2 separate regions of the Homo sapiens genome follow, and region 1 is linked to region 2. A link is an interaction called in ENCODE POLR2A ChIA-PET data of the cell type or tissue named here. Cell type or tissue: HepG2. All regions are shown on one strand. Each heading gives the region's core, and the rest is flanking DNA. Links, peaks and the distances in the headings are about the cores only. Region 1 has its middle 2.8 kb from the start of WFIKKN2. Region 2 has its middle 4.4 kb from the start of MYCBPAP.

Region 1 (4,385 bases), core at 298-4,297, 330 kb before region 2:
CTCTGGCCCCGCCGGCGGCTGGGACGGATCACATTCCTCCCTCTTCCATCGACACACCGAGAAAACCTCCGCGGTCACAGTGTCTCAGGATTGTGCCGGAGTCCAGCTGCCCTCGCTGACGACCACAGTGGCTGCTCTTCAGTGAGCTCCTTCTGACTGCCAGCCTTGTCTGGCCTCCCCCACTTCCCAAAGGAGAAGGTCTGTGGTCGAAGAGGGCGAGCGACTTGTCCAAGGTCGCACAGAGTGAGCAGTCCTGGTGGTACCAGCTGCCAGATGCACTGGGCTCTTCACACGTGTGGCTTCTCTGAACGCATCATCTCATTTAATCCTCACAACAAACTGCACCTCCATTTCAGATCGGAGGAAAGGACGCACAGAGAGGCTAAGCAACCTGCCCATGTCGCACAGCTACCCCACCACGGTACAGGAAACAGGGACACCAGCTTGCTGGGTGTGGGCAGGGGCCTTTTAAAATCACCCCTCCCCCATCCATCTGCCAGAACTGCTGTCAAGGCACAGCCCAAACTCTGGTTTTCACAGACTGGACAAGAAATTTTTGAAACATCAGGGGCTATATTTGTGGAGGGGCCGGGAAGAGAGCCAGAAGCTGCCAGGGGCTGGGGGCGATTCCTCCCCCATTTGGCAGCAAATGGCTTCTATCTAAAATGCCACAGAGCAGCCTGCAGTCTGAGTGTTTTCGAGTTGGTCACTCGATCCTGGGGGTAGGGGGCGGAGGCACATAGAGCCCCGAAAGAGAGGTACCTTTCCAAGGCCAAACCACAAGGGCCTTGAGGAGCTGCTGTGTCCCGGGGACAGTAGGTGGAGTGGCCCCCACACGCATCAGATACGGAAGGGATCCTGAAGGTAATCTCGCTTTACAGCTAAGGAAACTGAGGCCTGAGCCCAGGCCGCTCCTTCCCCACGTCCACTTTCCCCTTCAAGAACACAGCTCGCCATCTCACAGGACTGTAAAACGGCCACGGGACCCTCGCTTCCACACCCAGACCCTTCCCCTTCCCAGCCGGGCGGGTGCTGCCTTCTCCCCGCCTGAGCTGGTCCCTTCCCGTTGTGCGGCCATTCTGCAGGATCTGTCTTTTCTGCTTATGTCAAATCGCTAATGAAGGGTGTCAGATCCTAATCCTCTAAATTATTGGAATAAACTTCCCTTCGAGGCCAGTCCCCGTAATGAAGCCAGACAGCGGGCGACGCCGGCTGCTTTGAATTCCCCGTAATTTCATCAGCCCGTGTTCCAGCTGCTCCGCGCGGGGGCCTTCACACAGCCCTTGGACAAACGCGGTTTGCGCAGCCTCCTTTGATAGCACAAAGGGACATGGACAGTGACACATTTATAAGCAGGACTTAGAAAAACTGTCACAGCCCCATTAGGCCAGGACAAGTATCCAAGGAGAGGAGGCCGATTTCTGGGCAGTCCCAAGAGACCATTAGAGGGTGTGGGAGAGATGAGAGGGGGTCGGAGGAGGGGAGGCACCGAGCAGAGGTTGGGGGGTGCTGAGGAGGGCAGGAGAGGGGCACACGGCAGGGCAGGGGAAGCTTGGCCATCCTACCCCCACTCCTGGGGCTGATGGAGAAAGCCCCCACACCCAACCTGGTCCTGTCTCAAGCCACGGACTTCTCCTTCCCGGGCCCCATTCCTGGACGTTCTACTCTGAGAACTCTCAAAGCAGCATCGGGAAAGAGAGGAGCCCAAAGCACTCTGACTCTCCCTCCAGCCCTTCCAAGTCTCCCACCAAAACACAGCTCAGAATAATAAATAACATCTGATCGGCCTGGAGCCCACACAGTGTTTTCACCTGCACGTTGCTGCTGACCCCACGGCAGCCCCAGGAGGGAGCTCCCTAGCGCGGGAGAGGAAACCGAGTCACAGAGAGGTTAGGCTGGGCCCTCCTCCTGCCCACCCCGGGCCTATGGCCTCCACACACCCCGTGCAAGCTTCCAGCCCCTCCAGAAAGCGACCCCCAGCCCATGCTGGCTGCCCCGCCCACTGGCTTGTTTATAAGCTGTTTGGGAGCGCTTTGAAGTCTTCTCCTCCCTCCCAGAGGCCCTTGGAACTGGCTCTGGATCTGCCTCCTTCTCTCTCTCCTCTTGGTGTGTCTGTGTGTCTGACTCTGTGTCCCTCACACTCTTCCCTGTGGGTGGTGTGGGCCCTACCCTCACCAAACCCACGGTACTGAAGGTGGGCCCAGCGGGAGCGGCTCAGTGGCACATGCCCACTGTCCACCGGGCCTCCTCCACTCAGGCCACTGGGAGCAGAGGCTGGGCTGGGTCTCCTGAGCAGAGGCCTGGCCTCGGGCGTGATCTGCCTTTTCCCCTTTCCCCAAGGACACCAGGCACAGCTCTCCTGCTACTCAGAATGAGAGGTCAGAGAGGGCTGGGCTTGGCCCCATCTTGGAAGGGCCCCTCCATCCCCCACCATTGTCACAGGGTGGAGAACCATGGATTCTTCACACTGCCAGGGTGGGTTCAAATCTGCTCTAGGAGCCGTGGGAGGAGGTCACCAGGTCACTCTCAGTGACCCTTGACCTCAGGTTCACCCTGACATTAACAACTCCTGAGCCGCTAGGGTCTTGACGGGACAGCACAGCTGATACCATTTCCCAAGTCAGCCAGCCCCCAGCAGCCGCGATGGGGAGGTACAGAGGTGCCACAAGAGTATCTTGGGTGCCACGTGGCTTATGCACACCCCACACCCACACTCCTACCTCACACTGCACCTGCTCCCTCTATTTCTCTCCACAAAGGTTTTTTAGAGCACCTACGGTGTGCCAAGTTCTGGGCACATCGGAACCAATAACTGGCCAGGCATGGTGGCTCATGCCTGTAATCCTAACTCTTTGGGAGGCCAAGGTGAGCAGATCACCTGAGGTCAGGAGTTTGAGATCAGCTTGGCCAGCATGGTGAAACCCCATCTCTACTAAAAATAAAAATAAAAAAAAATAGCTGCACATGGTGGCGTGAGCCCGTAGTCCCTGCTACTTGGGAGACTGAGACAGAAGAATTGCTTGAACCCAGGAAGCGGAGGCTGCAGTGAGCCAAGATCACGCCACTGTACTCCAGCCTGAGTGGCAAAGCGAGACTCCATCTCAAAAAAAAAAAAAAAAGAAAATAACAACAATCTTTGTCCACAGGGAGGGTACCGTCTAGTCTAGAAAGCCAGCATGCAGAGATAAGAATGGTGAATGCTGGTGGGGAGTCCTCTCAGGGCTGGGGAACAGAGAGGAGGGAGAGACCTGGGGCTGGCTCTCGCACGACCATGACATTGGGTGGGGCCCAAGCCTGGGCAGAATCTCAAAGGAGGGAAGGCATTTCCTACACCTCTCCTTGGAAAGGCCTGGCCCACACCACAGTCTCCTCGGCCAAGGCCCTCCCTCCGCGGGGCCCAGGCCTCCGGAAAGGGGAGGTGATAGGGACGTCAGCAGGTTTAGGAGATGGGGTGGGGGTGGGAGCTGCAGGTCTTGCAGGCGCGGCACAGGGTGGCCCCAGCAAAGTACACCCCAGCGGCCCATTCTGGTCTACCCTGCTTGGGCCCCAGATCTGAGCCAGCCACATTTTCTCCCAAATGGATGGGGGGAAACCAGCCCCCCAGGAGCCCCTCCCGCTCTGATCTTGGTCATTTAAACATGTTTGGGGAGGAGGGGCAGGAATTGGGGTGCTGAGAAGGAAAGGAAGTCCTAGCCAGGGTGCTCAGATGGCAGCCCAGGTTGCCTTGGCTAAAGGCAGTGATTAGTCAGACTCAAGCCGGAGAATTCAATAAAGCCAGCGGCTCATTACCCAGCTGGGACCCCCTGCCCGCGCGGCCTCGGGCCTGGGTTGCATTACAGGACCGCGTGAACTCTCCCCTCTGAGTGAGGCTGCACCGGGCCTTGGAATAATTATGGGGCCTCAGCAGATGGTGGAGACGGATGGGGGAGGCCTTCAGCTGTGAGACACGTGATCCATCTGCATCTGTGTGGAACAGGACACGGGAGGGTCCTCACTGAGCAGAGAGGTAAAGCAAGGGCAGTCCTGAATCCACATCTGAGAATTATGGGGTTGTCAGGGGTGGGGCATGGCCCAGTGTCCCGGGCCAGCTAGGCCTCCTTGGAGACCCTTGCCTGGCCCGGGGGGGTCTACAGGTGCAGTGAGCCCCTGGAATCTGGAGTCCTGGAGTCTCTGTGTCAGGAACCCAGAAGAGGAGGCACCTCTGGGACAGCACAATTCTGGGCTCCTTTGGCATTCAAATGTCTTCCTAGAAGATTTGGAGCCTGTCTCGGGCTCCTCACCCACTCGGGAAGCTACATGGTCTTGGTTTGAGCACTGTGCAAGGAGTCAGGAGCCCTGGGCTCTCTTCCTGCTTTGCCATCATCTCACTGTGGGACCCCCTCTAT
Region 2 (4,356 bases), core at 357-4,356:
CTGCTCTAGACCTTGCTCTCCTTATGACTGAGGCATCCTCCACGGACAGCCCCTCTCCTGCTCTCCGAGGCCCAGGCTCTGGCTTCCCTCTACCCTCTAGAGAATCCCCAGTTCCGTTTACTTCGCGACTGAGCACTTATGATCCAGCAGGCTAGGTGCTGTGCCATGTGGGTCCTCCAGGAAGCAAGCACTGAGATGAACATAGGACCGCAAGAGGTTTATTGCGGAGAGAGGGGGTAGTGGCAAGGCCGGTGAGGGAGAGGAAGCAGGAAAGGGCTGGGAGAGCCTCAGACTGTGCTGCAGATCTAACAAAGTCTTGGCCAACCCAGCATGTCCTCTGGGCAAAGAATGTTTGTTAGAAGTTGTCAGCTAACTGCCCTCCTTGAGGGTGAATGGCAAGTTCTTTCTTGAAGGGAGACAGGAATGGCTCACCTCCGTGGCTGTCCCAGAAGCTCTGTAAGATATGGAGGAAAATAAGAAACATTTCCTCTTGCCCTCTAGGAGCTCAGAGTCCACTCTAGAGCAAAAGACAAACGCTCATGAAACTCTAATCCGTGCACCCAGTTTCAGGAAGAAGGCCTTTTAACTTTGGGAAGTTACACAGCTTGTGGGTGGCATGTTTGGGAGCAGGACAGAGGCTTGGGGATTGTGACGGGAGGGTTTGGTGACCAAAGGACAAGGGAAGAAGCAGGTAGGGGAGTATGTGGTCAGGCAGGCATGCAACCTGGCTGGGCTCTGCCACCAGCCCCTGAGTGACCTTGGACAGGTCTCACCCCCTGTCTGTGTCCCAGTATCACCATCTGCATCATGACATGAAGGGGTCCAGACCAGATCAGAGCTGCTTCACCTTTTGAGAAGCCAATCAAACCTAGGAATCTTCTCCTGAGAAACGTGCATTTGACTTTTTTTAAAACTGTTGTAAAATACACATAACATAAAAGTCACCATTTTAATATATTCAACTGAGTGACATTTAGTACACACACAATGTAGTGCCACCATCACCACTACCTACACTACCTACATCCAGAATGTTTTCATCATCCCCAAAGGAAACCCTCTACCAGTCATTCCCCAGCCCCGACCCCCATCCCCTAACAATCGCTAAGCTCCTTTCTGTCTTTACTGATTTGCCTATTCTTGATACTTCATATCAATGGAATCATACAATATTTGGCCTTTTCTGTCTGTTTTTTTTTTTTTCACTTAACACGTATCAGTGACTCCATTCCTTTTCGTGGCTGAATAATATTTCGTTTATGGGTATACTGTATTTTGTTTATCCATACATTTGCACATCTGATTTTGCACATGACTTTGTATTCAATTCCAGAGATTCCCTGAAGCTCACTGATGTGCGACTGGGGTGGGGGTAGAAGAAGGTCAGAGTGCTTTAGACACAAAGTGGGGTCATTTGAAAGTAGATTTCCAACTCTAATGTGTGAGCTCATGGGGTAGTCATTAGCTGCAATTTAGGAACCACAGACTGGATATGAGGGGGGCCTTCTTAGAGGAGGTAGCACTTCTTAGAGGAGGTGGGCCACTAAATAAAGAGTTCAATGGGTAGTTCAGGGGGCAGGTACTCCAGGTGAGGACACAGAAGGTACAAAGGCCTGGAGGGGGCTGGGCATGATGGCTTGTGCCTATAATCCCAACACTTCGGGAGGCTGAGGCAGGAGGATCACTTGAGCCCAGGAGTTTGAGACCAGCCCGGGCAACATAGTGAGACCCCGTCTCTACAAAAAAATTTCTAAAAATTAGCCAGATGTGGTGCCATGCCCTTGTGGTCCTAGCTACTCAAGAGAGTGAGGTGGATGCATTGCTTGAGCCTGGGAGGTCGAGGCTGCAGTGAGCTGTGATTGCGCCACTGCACTTCAGCCTAGGGTGACAGAGCAAGACTCTGTCTCAAAAAAAAAAAAAAAAAAAAAAGCCCAGTGTGTGTAAAGCACAAGCTCAGATGACAGCATCGCTTCACCAGCATAGCTCCCGCAGTCTCCTCCCAGCGCCACAACTCTGAGCAACTTCCTGGAGCCCAGGGAGGAGGAGGTGGTGGCTAGGTTGACAGAGGACACGGCATAAATTATTGCTTCATGTCTCTGTTTATTTCCACCCATCCAGGTGCTGAGCATGTCGTCAGCTACTCCTAAACAGCCTCCCTAAATAGAAAGCGCATTTCCTCCACAGACCGCATCATCCATTTCCCAGGGACAGCCACCCTCCTAAAGACTGAGGCTCGGGGTCATCTATTCTCCAGCCCCTCACATCTGATCCCCCTCCCGGTTCATCCTGCCACTCTGTCTCACTTTCGCATACCCACCTGGCCTGCTCCCCTATTGTTTCCATTGTGCCTCCCCAACCAGGTCTGACCACCCCCACACATAGCTGGCTGATGCCCCTCACATCTGCCCTCACCCACTCACATCTGGCAGCTGCACCCCTTAAACAATGCATCACATCACTGCCCTCCTTACTACAACCTTGCTCAGCTCACACTCAGCAGGAATCTCACATTCTTCTTAGCCCCAAACACAGGACACAGCTGGACTCTGCTCCCAGAATGGACTGACTTCAGCTTCAGGGATGACACAGAGACTCTGGGACCTTCTTAGGAAGGACACAAGGAGGGATTTTCAGAGGCTTTGGAGTACAGTGTGTGTTTGCTTCTCAACTTTGCCCCCACTTGGGCTGTCTGCTTTAGAGTGGGGACAGTGAACTAGGCATGGTGGCTCACACATGCAATCCCAGCACTTTGGAAGGTCAAAGCAGAAGGATCACTTGAGCCCAGGAGCTTGACACCAGCCTGGGCCACATAGTAAGACCCCGTCTGTACTAAAAATAAACATTTTGAAAATTAGCCGGGTGTGGTGTTTGTGTGTGTCTGGAGTCCTAGTTACTCAGGAGGCTGAAGCAGGGGGCTTGCTTGGAGCCCAGGAGATCAAGGCTGCAGTAAGCTATGATTGCACCACTGCACTCCAGCCTGAGTGACAGAACGAGACCCTGCTTCAAAAAAACCCAAAGAAACAAAAATAGAGTGATAGACTGGGGACAGTGCCTGTCTCACAAGGTCACAGTCACCTTCTATTGCCTCATCCTTTTTGTCATCCTCAGAACTCCTACACATACACTTCTGTGGGATCTGTCTGCCCCGCTAAAGCACAAGTTCCAGAGGTGCAGGAGCCTATCTGTCGGCTTCATGGCTGTGTCCCCCATTCCTGGCTGGCACATGTGGGCCATCCTAATGGATGGGTGTAGGGAGCCTGCAGGAGCATCAGTGAGCCTATGGTCGCTGCCTTCCATGATCTGTGGGGCAGGGAGAGAGCTGGCTCCTCCCATGCAGCAGCACCCAGGGGCAGAATCACAAACCACAGCAACATACTCCTAAGAAGACTGCTATGAGAAGACAGTTCTAAGAATCAGGGCTCCCTCTGAGCATGCAGGAGTTCCTGCGCCGGTCCAGTCAGCCTGGGCTGCTGGGGAGGACACGCCCAAGATGGATGGACATTGAGTTCTGGGCTCTGTCCCGTGGACCTCCACCAAAAAAATGGTTCTCTGCCTGCACCCCTCCATCCTCGCTCTGGGCAGAAGGCCACCTTCTGAGGGCAGATTCAGGGCTGAGGGAGCTGGTTCACCTTGGGGACTTCTTCCTAAATTGTGGGGGTAGCTGAGGAATTGTCCTTCTCCATCGGTGAGAATAGTGTTCTAGTGATGCATGGCTGGGAACTGAGGGGGCAGATGCTGAATCAAAAGCCCTGGGCCTGAGTCTCTTTTTAGCTGTGTCACCCAGCACGAGGCCTCCGCTCTGAGTTTCATCTTCCTCCCTCACAGAATGGGCTCAGCACAGCCTTCATCTACTTTCCAGGATGGATGCAAGGTGGAAAAAAGAATGTGTGTGAAAGCTATACAGATGAAAGGGATTATAGTTAAGGCCTGGGACACTCAAGTCAACTAGATCATTTCTCTCTTAGTGTGATAGGCAGAATAACCTCTCCACCACAGATGTCCACCTCCTAATCGCCGGAAGCTGTAAATATGTTACCTTACAAGGCAAAAAGGATTTTGCAGATGTGATTAAGGATCTTGAGATTCAGAGATGATCCGGGATTATCCGGTGGGCCCCATGTAATCACAAGCGTCGTTACAAGAGGGCGGCAGAAGGGTCAGCGTCAGAGAGGGAAATGTGCTAATGGAAGCGGAGGTCAGAGTGTGTGGCTCCGATCCAAGACATGCCGCAAGCCTTAAGAAGCTGGAAAAGGCAAGAGGCAGATTCTCTCCTAGAGCCTCCACAAGGAACACAGCTCTGCAGACACCTGGACCATTTCAGACTTCTGACCTCCAGAGGCTGCAAGATAAATTTGT

What was found. ChIA-PET counts read pairs that join two places held together with the same protein. Peaks named below come from ENCODE experiments on the same cell type or tissue, not always from the same donor. Only the 100,000 strongest peaks of a DNase experiment are listed, where the experiment ranks them.
Region 1: POLR2A ChIA-PET joins it to region 2 with 6 read pairs; 2 of 35 experiments call an interaction of 5 or more read pairs at or near these places.

Annotation. Positions count from the first base shown.
Region 1 is chr17:50,830,640-50,835,024 of GRCh38, reverse strand. It overlaps a transcript of WFIKKN2 not described here. Among named protein-coding and RNA genes, the nearest start is that of WFIKKN2, 2.8 kb to the left of the region's middle. RefSeq lists enhancers at 1,727-2,247, 2,248-2,768, 2,928-3,798, 3,799-4,385. In HepG2, for the core only: no CTCF peak of the experiment used is centred there; no DNase peak of the experiment used is centred there; H3K27me3 peaks cover 3,764 bases.
Region 2 is chr17:50,501,910-50,506,265 of GRCh38, reverse strand. No RefSeq gene overlaps it. Among named protein-coding and RNA genes, the nearest start is that of MYCBPAP, 4.4 kb to the left of the region's middle. In HepG2, for the core only: no CTCF peak of the experiment used is centred there; a DNase peak (open chromatin) is centred at 1,995; H3K4me3 peaks cover 256 bases.